Regions from separate parts of the Homo sapiens genome. Here region 2 is linked to region 1. Evidence: read pairs that join two places in POLR2A ChIA-PET (ENCODE). Cell type or tissue: OCI-LY7. All regions are shown on one strand. Links, peaks and the distances in the headings refer to the core of each region. The heading gives the core; the rest is flanking DNA. Region 1 has its middle 4.3 kb from the start of MYB. Region 2 overlaps LOC105378011 (a long non-coding RNA gene).

Region 1 (6,699 bases), core at 2,706-5,205:
ATGCATGGTTTTAGAAGTAAAACAGTTTGTGATTTTGGAGGTCGGTATCCCTGCTTAGTGTCATTTGAGGGCTCTATTTTACGAGATAAAAGTCAGCAAAGGCTTTCGTGTTGTTTAATGAGGGTCTCCAGAAGTAAAGGAAGAAGATAAGTGCTGAATTTATAAGGATTGATGACTGGGGGGATTTTAGGGGAGTTTTAGTTTTACTTCCGTTTATAGATTAGAACCATTGGGGATTTTTTTTTCATTCTCTGTACACACTAATGTATTTTTCCTTTAATCTTTTAGGAGTTTGAGACTTCTGCTGACTGGGTTTGTGGGTGTCCCATGTGCCCCAGCAGTTCAAACTTAGCTCAGAAAGCATTTTTTCTTACTAAAAAAGCATGTTCTTACTAAAATGAGTCATAATTTTATTAAACGGTGAAGCATGCGAGGTTTCAAGACTATCTGGTGTTTTAGACTTTCTTTAAAATTGTTATATAGTTTAAATCTTTATCAAGTGTTAGTTGCTAGTAAGGTTTTAACATTCCTTTCCTCCTGAGAAGAAAATAACACTGAAACAAAATTATTGTGAGATATTTCGGATCACAATTACAAAGGACAAGGCAAATTAATACTTTTAAAGCCAATATTTATTTCTAGATTCTATAATAATTTTCTTTCTTCACATCAAAAATAAACAAAATCTTTTAAAAATATCTAGAATAAACATCTAGAAACCACCCCTAAAGAAATTGCATTCTGGCTTTCGGATTGCTTTATGAATCTAACTGGCAAGATTCCCAATTGCTGAGTCTCTTGGACACAATGTGAGTATCTGAACCCTTTGTGAAGTGAGTTCATAGCCTCTTTTTCAAGATTTTAGGAGGTGTGTAACTACTCCTAAGTTCTTGAACCCCTTTAAAGTAGAAAGATACTAAGTTCAGTTTTCCTTTTTTTCTTTGTAAATCATTTTCCTATGTATCATTTTGAGAATTTATAATTTTTCATTTCCCAGATATAGTTTTACATTTTTCCCTCAGTTGTATGACAATAATATGTTTGGGAATATGCATAGTCCAATAAAGAATTCACATGCAGTAATTTTATTAGGCTAATGTTGGATATATTGCTATCTGATAAGCTTATGGAAAAACAGAATCAAATGGAGTTATCAAAATTCTTGTATGGATGAAACTATATTTTTAAACTCATTACAGAATGTTTGTATTTATACATTTTCTCTCTCCATTTATAATTATTACAAAAGTATTTTTAGATGACAACTTTACACATTTCATCACTTTTTTTTTTAAGATCTGCTTGCTACATCAGTTATTTCAGCTGTGGCAGGGCTGCACTGGAGCTAAATTTGGGTACAGCCTTTCATTTGCAGTGCACTAGAAAGGGGTCAGAAAACTCTTTTGTAAAAGACCAGATAGTAAATGCTTTGTAGGCTATGTTGTATATTCTTCTGTGTCTTTCCTTGTCTGTCTTTCTTTTTGTCTTTTTTTACAACCCTTTAAAAATGTAAAAACCGTTTTTAGCTCAAAGGCTGTATTGAGTCTGCAGGCCAACACTAGAGTAGTTGGCCAACACTAGAGCAGTGATCCTCAATCTTTAGAGCCCAAGTGTCCAATCTTTTGGCTTCCCTGGGCCACATTGGAAGAAGGGCCACACATGAAATATACTAACACTAACGATAGCTGATGAGCTTAAAGAAATACCACAAAAAAACTCATAATGTTTTAAGAAAGTTCACAAATTTGCGTTGGGCTGCATTCAAAGCTGTCCTTGGCTATATGCAGCCTGCGGGTCACAGGTTAGACAAACTTGCTTTCGAGTGTATCAGAATTGCTGGGTGTACCCATGAAAGATGCACAGTCCCAGGCTGTCCCCCTAGAGACCATGATTCAGTAGGTTTGAGATGAGGCCTAACAATCTGCATCTTTAACAGTAGTTTTCATGGAAGGTCTGCAGAGCACTGGTTGATAATCTCAGTATCAGAGTGAAGGCAGACTGCTTTGATACACTTTTACCTTTTTTAAAAATAAAAAAATATGTATATTTTTGAGACAGGGTCTCCCTCTATTGCTCAGGCTGGAGTCCAGTGGCACCATCACAGTTCATTGTAGTCTCCACCTCCCAGGCTTAAGTGATTTTTCCATCTCAGCCTCCCAAGTAGCTAGAACTACAGGCATGCACCTCCATGCCCAGTTAATTTTTAAATATTTTGTTGAGAAGAGGTCTCACCATATTGCCCAAGCTGGTCTCAAACTCCTAGGCTCAAGCGCTTGATCCTCCTGCCTCAGCCTCCCAAAGTGCTGGGATTACAGTTGTGAGCCACTGCACCCAGCCCACTTTTACCTTTGCCATTTGTCTCTCACCGCCTTCCTCTCCCTCATTCACTTTCACCTCTCCTGGGCTAAAGATTCAGGCTCTCCATAACCCAAACTAATTTAACTCCGTGAGAAAGTTGGTGCTGCTGACCAGAGGGCTGTAGCTGCCTGTTCCTTCTTCCTTCGCTACTGAACTTCAACCTCAGCTTGAAGGAAAAGGAATCGCTTGATCACATGCTGCTCATCATTAGGATTCTCCTGCTGAAAAAAGCAAGCACTTAAGGGATTTTATTTTACTCTAAGCACTGGAGAAGGGCTGAAGGACAAAATATATATAAAAGATACAAATTCTAGTTTCTTTGCTTCTAATTGCTGGGAAATCCTGGGCACGTGGTGGATCTTTAATCCTCGTGATCCACATCCCAAAGATGAATCAGGCTCATCAATGGTGAAAACAGACCAGATTAGGGGCTCCATGTCTCTACCACCCACCTTTCCTCACCCACTCAACCCAGTTTGGCTCAGGGCATTAAGAGGGAAATAGTTACAGTAAATGGTTAAAATGCAGACAATTCTTAATTATTTCAGTTAATGAAGAAAAGCTGTGGCATGTATAATTGAAATCCATAGTTTTGAGATAAATCTCATGTTGACTCCCCCAGAAAATCTTTTAGTAATGACAGTGGACTAAGTGCTACCTCAGTGTAGCATGTTTCATAGAACCTCCATAACAGTGTAGTATGTTTCATAGAACCTCCATAACAGATAGTGACCAAATAAATTTTTATTTTAAAATGATTCCTGGATTTGGCACTTCTTGTTTGTTTCCGCTCTCCAGATTCTCATCAACTTACATATTCCTATGACAACCAACCCACATATTTTTATTGTTGTTTGAGCTGTCTTGTATAAAAGTTATGAGTCTTTCCATAAAGAGGGAAGGACAGTCCAGAGAAAGTCAAAAGTGAGAGCAAAATCACACAATCAGAATCCACAAGGCATGTTCCCAGCACAGGAAAGAAGGAGCTAGCCAGATTGCCTGAAGCAAGGAGAGCTTTGAAGGCCGGATTCATGTATGTGCGTTGAATAGCAAAGCTATATTATCAGAGCTGTGTGTGTGGAAGATTAATCTATCAGTATTGTCAGATAGATTGGAGTGAGAAGAGACAAGGGGAAGAGGCTAGGTAATTGTCTGGGGTAGGACAGTAACCGTAAGTGGAATGAAAAGGAGGAGGCAGATCAGAAGAACATAGGCAGAGCCTTCAAGACTTAGCAACTGATTGGGTTGCTAAGGATATTAGAGGCACCATTAATAGAAATAGGGAAGTCAAGAGGCGAAGAGAAGTATGCACTGGGAGATTCAAAGAGGAAAGCATGTTTAGATTTCGGTATGTTAAATTTGTGGTTTCTTATGGAAGACATCCGGGTAGAGTTGTTCAGCAGGTGGTAGAGAGTGTGGGATCAGAGCCTGCTGGCGAAGTCAAGCTGGGTCAGGAATACACGGGAGCTAAATTTTGTGAGTTAATTGTTAGACACAGCCATTATTAAAAAGTAAATTATATAAACTTACAGTTAAATATATTTTATTTTAAAAGACAATAAATATTCAAAACTCATCACTTCCTATTTTATGACATTTTCCTATTATCTACATACTTGAGGTTATTTATGTCTATCACACAATGTAATATGTGCTGTTGTGCATCTCTTTCCAATTTCATATGTAGTGATGTAATGTTAGTAACTTGAAATTGGCTCTAGTTGGAGTATTTACACCACAGGAAATGGCAAGTGCTACAAATAAGGGCTTTTTCTTATTGGAAAACTGATTGTTAAACATTCACCAGTAGCACATCAAATAAATGCTTTATTTAAGAGTTTATTTACATGAAGGCAACAACTGTGCTATTTCATAGAGTTGCTAATGTAGAGATCTGACCAAGGGAAAGTCTTTGGATAATATTTAAGAGGTTAAAAGACAGGGCTGAGACTGAGAGGTAGAGGCTGGGTGGAGAGACCTGTTGGGGAATAAAGAAAGTTATATATATATATACACACACACACAAATGTTTTCTTCTTTTAATAAAATTCTGTATTTTTTCAACTGATTTTGAAAGGCTTTGATTTATTTGAGGAAAAGGTGGCTTTCAAATACACACACACATACGTATATACATATATGTTTTGAGACAGAGTCTCGCTCTTATTGCTCAGGCTGGAGTGCAATGGTGCGATCTTGGCTCACGACAACCTCCGCTTCCCGAGTTCAAGCGATTCTCCTGCCACAGCCTCCCGAGTAGCTGGGATTACAGGCACCTTCCACCACGCCCAGCTAATATTTTGTATTTTTAGTAGAGACGGGGTTTCACAATGTTGGCCAGGCTGGTCTCGAACTCCTGACCTCAGGTGGTCCACCCGCCTCAGCCTCCCAAAGTGTTGGGATTACAGGCGTGAGCCACTGCACCCGGCCTCAAATATTTTTATATGTGACACGATAAGAAGCACATCTTACATCCTATCTCAACGCACACGCACACACACACACACACAGAGCTAAGAAAAGTTCTGGCCATGTGTGGTGGCTCACACCTGTAATCCCAGCACTTTTTTGGTATGCCGAGGTGGGAGGATTGCTTGAGACCAGGAGTTTGAGACCAGCCTGGGCAACATAGTGAGACCTTGTCCCTATTAAATAATAATTTTTAAAAGTTTCACAAAACAATACTTACCCCTTACTACCAAGCATGCAATCTGAGACCTCTTCTCTTCTCTTCTCTTCATTCTGGTCAGGATCCCAAAGTTGTTTTCGTGCTCTGTTTATAGGTAGTGAATCGCAGTTTGAAAAACATTGCTGTAGAGGATGAAGGTCTTACCTCTTTCTGCTTTAGAATATCTGTTTTATGGAATCGTTAACTTTTCTCCAAGTGACAGTCCTATCTTTTTAAAGCTTTCGGGGAAATTCTTCAAGACCAGTTTACAGATGTAATTTCTTTCTTTCTTTCTTTCTTTCTTTTTTTTTTTTTTTGACGGAGTCTAGCTCTGTCACCTGGGCTGGAGTGCAATGGCACGATCTCGGCTCACTGCAACCTCTGACTTCCTGGTTCAAGCAATTCTCCTGCCTCAGCCTCCCGAGTAGCTGGGATTACATGCGCCTGCCACCACGCCCAGTTAATTTTTGTATTTTTAGTACAGACGGGGTTTCACTGTGTTGGCCAGGCTGGTCTTGAACTCCTGACCTCGTGATCCGCCTGCCTGGGCCTCCCAAAGTGTTGTGATTACAGGCGTGAGACACTGCACCCGGCCTACAGATGTAATTTCTCTCTTATCTCTTCTCACAACTGTTCTTAGTCAATTCCCCTCCTTCTCTATACTTTCCCACATATGTTATAAATGTAAAATAGCAGCTTTCAAAGTTAGTCAACAAAACAGTAAGCTTTTATTAGTAGAAATGCTAATAGAAACAACAACAACAAAAGATTAATAACATTTAGGGGCTTATTGGAATAACAAATAACAGGGTGTTTAAGGCAGGTTCATCAAATGTATGAGCAGCACACAGTTTCTCTGAGCCTCATATTTCAAACCTTCAATCCATGGAGGCTGCAGTAGAGATCTTTAAAAATGTTTCCAGTCTTTAATATTCTGTTTCTTTCTTAAATACTCAGGTCTCTCAATTTACCTTTGTATCCCTGACAATGTTTCCATAGTTCCTTATAGTTGATAAACACATGTGTTTACTTAGTGTTGGGCACTGTGCAAGGCTTGGGCCTGCAGAAAGAAAGAAGTGGAACTTTTACTAGATGATTCCTGCACATTCAGGGCCTGTTTTCTCTTTCTATTGTCACCACCTTCTTCTAGGCTATTATTACTTCACCCTGAACTACCATAACAGCCCCCTAATTAATTTTCCACCCTGTGGCCACTTTTCCCCCATGCATTCTGCATCCCACTGCTCAATAATCTCATTATACTCACTTTTAGCATGTTAGTCATCTGTTTAAATACCCTTAACTGGCTCCCTAATGTTGACAAGATAGAGATCTGAACTCCTTAACTTGGCATTCCCTATACTGAGCTTGCTCTGGCCTCTGTGCCCAGACAACCTTACCCCCAGGGGTGATAGTATTTAATACCTGAAGTGGCTCATGTATTGGCCAATCAGAGTGGGCCTGGCTATAGACAACCTGCAGGGCTTGACGGGCACACTGACTGCATGCCATTTTGCCTTAGAACACAACCTACCTTTCAGCCTTATCTCTTATCATACTCTGTTCACTCTGTTTCCTCCCCCAAAAAACCATTGGCAATCTCAGGCCTTTGGTTACAAGCATGCCTCCTGCCTGCAATGCCTTCCTTTCTCCTCTCTGCTTATGTAAGTGCT
Region 2 (6,699 bases), core at 2,344-4,843, 55 kb before region 1:
GTAAAGAGAGATGAAAATATTCATAAACTGTTCTTTGAGGCGAGAGGGGAGAAGGATTATTTCTAGCTCAGGAGTCCAGAAGATTCCATGGGCTTCCTGCTCATGAGGAGAAGCCTGCAGACCAGGCACTCAGGACTTACACATCTCAGCTAGGGAAAAGCTGTTTCTCAAGGTTTCTCTAGAATATGCACATGAATGTACTGCAGAATATAAAAGGCCCTTTGATGTCCAACACAGGAATAACTCTGTTTTCTGAGTTAGACCTAATTTTGAATATTTAAAAAATAAATCATGACATCATGATGTCATCAATTTCATGACGTCAGGAGACTCAGAGACTAGTGAACAGATTATCTATTGCTATTTTGTTCTCCATCCAAAGTAATATTATAGAATGTTCAGATGTTATCTTACTGGCCTTCCATCTGCTCACAAGATTTCCTTGTTTCAGGTTTCTCATCTTTTGATGAGCAATCTTGAAACTGGATTCTGTTTCAACAACTGTGCTTATGCTTTAAAGGGGAAGACATGCTGACCCTTCTGGTGGCACCTTTCAGGGTGCAGAGGATTGCTGTGGTGCTAGCTTTGATGGATTGTTTGCAAAAGTGGCTGCAATTATTCAGCTCCCTCTGCAGTGGTGGAGTCTGTGTCCACTCCGCTTGACTCTCAGCTGATCCTGTGGCCTGCTTAGACCAAGAGACTGCAAAAGAAGTGACTGTCTGTGCTGAGCCCTCATCTCTAGAGACAATGCACGCTTCCACCTGCCCCTTTCAAACTCTGCTGAGCTGCCTTGTGAACAAACAGCCCAGGCTCCTCATCCAGCCCAATCCAGAGGCAGAGCAGATGGCAGTTGCTTGAGGGAAGGCATCTGAGGTCAGCAGAACTAGAGATTCACCAGAAGGAACTTATGGCTGTTATTTTAAGACACTAAGTTTTGGGTTGCTTTGCTAATATGCTCATAGTTCCATTTCTCTTCGGAGACAGGTCAAACGGATAAGTCCCACCCTGTTCTTGGGAGCAACATTAAACAGTAGTCTGGGACAAAGGTTTCTCACAGAAACTTCACGAGCATGATAGACTCCATATGTTTCAATAACAGGCAAAGTATCTTTCTGTGAAAGTCACACTCAGATTTTGTGTAATTTACTGAAGAACTCCAGTTAAAAGCCACAATATTTTATTTCCATCTTTTTCCTAAGAGTGGAAAAAAACCATTAAATGTGTGATACATTTTAGGGGCTTCAGACTTAAAGGAGAATTTAATTGAGGGTCTTCAGGACCTCTGATCTTTCAAAATCCTCTAGTGGTGCCATTCACACAGCATTGGCCAAATTTTGGGGGTCGTGTCTGAAATGTTTGGATAACAAAAAAGTCTTTTTAGGTTAAAAATTATTTTACTTGATTTCTTTTCTTAAGTAATATTTACAGGGTACTTTATCTTTTTTACTTTATCTCTTACAGAACATTTAAACCTTATAACTTTAAGATGTAGGTATTATCCCCCAAACCCTCCCCCACAAAACACACATGATACATGAAAAAAACTGAGGCTCAGAGAGATGAAGTCACTTCCCATAATGGAAGAGGCAGGGCATGTTCTTATTACCATCTGACACCAAAACTCATCCTTTTTCCGCATGTTAGTAAATGATCAGAGGTTTGGCATCAGATAGTATATTTCCTTTAAGGCCTTCAAAATGTTAATCATTTCTCTTCTTGCACATTTTTTTTTTTAGAGACGGAATTTCGTTCTTGTTGCCCAGGCTGGAGTGCAATGGTGCGATCTCAGCTCACTGCAACCTCTGCCTCCCTGGTTCAAGTGATTCTCCTGCTTCAGCCTCCTGAGTAGCTGGGATTACAGGCACGCGCCACCACACCTGGCTAATTTTGTGTTTTTAGTAGAGATGGGGTTTTACCATGCTGTCCAGGCTAGTCTCGAACTCCTGACCTCAGGTGATCCACCCGCCTTGGCCTCCCAAAGTGCTGGGATTACAGGCATGAGCCTTCATACCCGGTCAAACATCTGTCTTTAATTTAGAAAATACGGAGTAAAGAAATCATTAACTTATAAGTATAAGCCATTTAATTTTTTAAAAAGGTCAAGTCCAGTTGATCACACCTGTAATCCCAGCACTTTGGGAGGTGGAGGCAGGTGGATCACTTGAGACCAGGAGTTCGAGAGCAGCTTGGGCAACATGGCGAAACCCTGTCTCTACAAAAAATACAAAAATTAGCCCCATGTGGTGACGCATGCCTGCAGTCCCAGCTATTCAGGAGGCTGAGGTAGGAGGACAGCTTGAGCCTGGGAGGCAGAGGTTGCAGTGAGCCATGATAGTGCCACTATGCTCCAGCCTGGGCAACAGAGCCAGACCATGCCTCCAAAAAACACAAACACATACACACACACACACACACACACACACACACACACACAACCCCACAAAAAATCCCATAAGTTCTCTCCAGTCTTACTTGTATGCTCAGCTTTCAAATGTTTATAATGTACCACTAACGTTACTAGTGCATGGCGTTCACCCTTCCTGTCAACATTTTATTATGAATATTTTAAAAGTCCAGAAAAATCAAAAGTTTTTTCTTTTCTTTGACAGAGTCTTGCTCTGTCACCCAGTCTGGAGTGCAGTGGTGAGATCCCAGCTCACTACAACCTCCACCTCCCAGGTTCATGTGATTCTCCTGCCTCAGCCTCCGGAGTAGCTGGAACTACAGGTGCACACCACCACACCCGGCTAATTTTTATATTTTTAGCAGAGATGGGGTTTTGCCAGTGTTGGCCAGGCTGGTCTTGAACTCCTGACCTCAAGTGATCTGCCCGCCTTGGCCTCTCAAAGTGCTGGCATTACAAGCATGAGCCACTGCTCCTAGTCAAAAGATTTTTAAAGCAAACACCCATACACTTAGGCCTAGATCTACAATTGACATCTTACACTACTTGCTCTAGCATAGCATCAAATCATCTAGCCATCCCTATCCATCCACCAACCTATCTGTATTCACCTTTAATTGGATAGGTAGGTAGCCCAGGACAAAAGACTGTTAAGAATATTGCTTTGTGAGCAAAGGTTTTTCACTTCACCTTGGCACCAGGTTCTGCAGACAAAACCACCAATGATCTGTAAGTCAACTTCAAAGGAAGGACACCAATAAAAGCGCCAACTGCAATCAGTTTCAAAATGACTTACATAGTCTGAATGGTGGCATTGCCTGCCTGCTCATAGGAAGGGTTGGCAAGAATGCAACTCCTGCCTGGTGGCCCAGAGAGTGTTCCTTCATTGAAGCTCTAATTCTGAGTCATATTTTGGGTCTGTCTTTATTTTCTTTCTTTCTTTTTTTTTTTTTTAAACTCCTGGGACTTCCTTCTCTATAGTGATACAAACAAAGATAAAAGATAAGGAAAGAAAATCATGGACTAGGGGTCTGTAGAAGGGTAGAAGATTATCTCACGGCTCTGCCAAAGGGGTTAGATATCTGGGACAGAGGGTGAAATCCACTGAGTAGAGAAAACTAAAAAACACATATAGTGGTGGAGAGAAGAGGCAAGGCAACTCCAGAAGAATGATTCAGCTATTATAGAAGTTAGGAGGAAGAGCAGTCAGCATGTGCTACAGAGCTGGGGTTCTGGCAGAGTTCTGGAAGTGGGGCCCTGGAAATACTCCACAACTGTTTTCAACTAGAATAAGGCCCACATAGCCCTATAATTGATTTTATGTCCCAAGCACATGCTACTTCATGTCCCAGACTACTCTCTTAAATAATAATTGAACCAAAGGGACCCCATAATCAGTATTATAAATAGATTTGAGACTTGTGACTTAGGGAGCTCCACAAATTTCAATATATACTGGTTGTTTTTGTAGATGGGGTGGGGTGAGCTCTCTGGCTGCCTGATTATGGTTGCTGGGAGCTTCTCCAGTGAGCGTAGTCCTGCAACTCCTCCTCTCCCTGCTAAAACCACCACCATCCTGCTTGGAGATAAGAAGACGTTTAAAAAATGTTAATACCTATTAAGAGAGCACTCAGAGGAAAACAACTAGAGGAATGGGAAGAGGATGGAAGGAGGGAATTGTGGAGAAACTTACTAATTGTCTTGCAGTAGTCAGTCAGGAAAAATTCTACTCCACCAAAATCTATTATTGGTGTAGTACTTTATTCATGGATTTCCCTGTGGACAAGATTACTGGGACTTTAGCTTAAAAAAAAAACATGAGGGCCTCTGATACTAGTTTGTAAAAGAAAGAAAAAAGAAAAAAAAATCGGCTGGGCTTGGTGGCTCATGCCTGTAATCCCAGCACTTTGGGAGGGCGAGGTGGGCAGATCGCCTGAGGCCAGGAGTTCAAGACCAGCCTGGCCAGCATGGTGAAACCCCGTCTCTACTAAAAATCAAAAATTAGCCAGGTGTGGTGGCACATGCCTGTAATCCCAGCTACTCAGGAGGCTGAGGCAGGAGAATCGCTTGAACCTGAGAGGCAGAGCTTGCAGTGAGCTGAGATTGCACCACTGCATTCCAGCCTGGGTGACAGAGTGAGACTCTGTCTCAAGAAAAAAAAAAAAAATTCAAAAATTAAGCCCAGATCAAAAACAATCCTGTCATCCTATTGGTTATGAAGATAATATGAGGCTGTAACCATTTTGAGAGACAGGGGGTGCTCTTAGTGGGCCTGTAGACCTGCGTGGGCAGAGGGAACAGCAACTGAGCCATGGAAATGAAGATTAAAGGGGAAATTGTGCCATCAGAATCACCGCAGTATCCCAGCTAACCAACCTACCAGCTCAAGGCCTGAATATTGTTGCTGCTGAAACCCTTTTTGTTTCTCCCACACTTCTCTTTGTGTCCTTACAGAAAGGCCCCATTAGCTGAGACCACCTGAGTCTGAATGTGTCTTGGGTCTTTGCAATCTTAAGTAGCTCAAATAACTGGAAGTGGAGACCTCTAATTCTAAGATGGGCTAGCACTCTGGACACTGTATGTATGTGAGGGGGGCAGAGGAAAGAGCTATATAATCTTCACTCACACCTCCATAGCCTTCCTCTTGGGAATTATGAGGACTATAGATATATTAGAGGCAATCTAATTTCATAATTGATTAAATAGGCCTATGTTTATAGCCAGTGGCAATAAGAACAAAGTAGGAACCTAAATCTGACTCCTGGTGAGGCTCACTTTTTACTCTTCTTTTTATTTATCAAGCAGTGCACGTGCTTTCTCTCTCTCTCTCTCTGTCTTCCTGCCCCCACACAACTCAACAATCTTTCCAAGTGAGCATTCTCTCCCTGTTTTCCAGTTGACCTAGTGATGATAGACCTTGGCAAAATGCTATTTAAAAGAGGGATTTTCAGAAGGCTAGGAAGCCCTGGGCTCAGTGATTTCTATGGGCCACTACAGTATTCCATGCTTCCCTTTTGCAGCATTCATACCCACTCTTGAGGTCATGTATTTCTCTCTAGAGTGTATGTTCCATGAGGACAGATACTGTTTGTCTTGTTCACTGCTATATCCTAGCATCTAACACAGACGAATTGCCAGCATAGACTCCGCCAGAATTCCATTATCTGTTCAGCAAACACATACAAAGGACTTACTATGAGCTAGGCACTGGGCCCACGGAAGATGGTAATGGTACAGTGGTTTTCAAAGTGTGGGTCCTGGACCAATGGTATCAACGTCACCCGGGAATTTGTTAGAATTACAAAGGCTCGGGCCTCAACCCAGACCTACAGAATCAGAAACTGAGGGGTTGGCACCAAAAATCTGTGTTTTCACAAGCCCACCAGGTGATTGGTTGCATGCTAATGTTTGAGAACCACTATGCCGGCTTGCCCCAATTATTTATTACAATTGTCCACATTCTTTTCTCCAATTGGAAGGAGTCTATAGCACCTAGCACATGCGTATTGCCAAAAGCTCTTGGTAGTTCCATAGTTCTCAAGCCTTACTGCACTTCAGAATCACCTGGGGTGCTTTCCAAAATTACCAAGGGCTTGGTTTCTCCCCCTTGAGATTCGGCTTCACTTGGTCCTGGGTGTGACCTGGGCATTGATTTTTTTTTTTTTAAGTTCTTCAGATGATTCTAATACACAGCTAAGATTAAGAATCACTGAGGTAGCTGGAAGACTACAAAGGGAGCGGGGAATTGAAACTGAACACACTGAAGGAAGCCAAAGTATTAGGTTGAGTCACATGAAGTTGACCACATATTGTAGGTCAAATCAGTCAAATATTGCCAATTTAACCTACCAGATGTTCTCAACTCCCAAACAGAAGCAGTCATGGTGTGTAGCCAACAAAAGGACCTAGGTAATAGAAAAATCACGGCTGGGTGCGGTGGCTCACGCCTGTAATACCAGCACTTTGGGAGGCCGAGGCAGGTGGATTACCTGAGATCAGGAGTTCAAGACCAGCCTGACCAACATGGAGAAACCCCATCTCTACAAACATCCAAAATTAGCTGGGCATGGTGGAGCATGCCTGTAATCCCAGCTACTCAGGGGGCTGAGGCAGGAATCGCTTGAACCCAGGAGGTGGAGGTTGCGGTAAGCCAAGATCGCGCCATTGCACTCCAGCCTGGGCAACAAGAGCAAAACTCCATCTCAAAAAAAAAAAAAAAAAAGAAGGAAAAGAAAAATCATAAGCTCAGTTACACTGTTTAACTGAAGCAGAATCCATTATCTTCACCACTAATA

Evidence for each region. ChIA-PET counts read pairs that join two places held together with the same protein. Peaks named below come from ENCODE experiments on the same cell type or tissue, not always from the same donor. Only the 100,000 strongest peaks of a DNase experiment are listed, where the experiment ranks them.
Region 2: POLR2A ChIA-PET joins it to region 1 with 10 read pairs; 8 of 35 experiments call an interaction of 5 or more read pairs at or near these places.

What each region holds. Positions count from the first base shown.
Region 1 is chr6:135,173,649-135,180,347 of GRCh38, reverse strand. No RefSeq gene overlaps it. Among named protein-coding and RNA genes, the nearest start is that of MYB, 4.3 kb to the left of the region's middle. In OCI-LY7, for the core only: no CTCF peak of the experiment used is centred there; a DNase peak (open chromatin) is centred at 3,657.
Region 2 is chr6:135,228,194-135,234,892 of GRCh38, reverse strand. All of the region lies in intron 1 of LOC105378011 (a long non-coding RNA gene), which reads left to right. Among named protein-coding and RNA genes, the nearest start is that of MIR548A2, 7.6 kb to the left of the region's middle. RefSeq lists enhancers at 581-650, 661-820. In OCI-LY7, for the core only: a CTCF peak has its summit at 4,656; no DNase peak of the experiment used is centred there.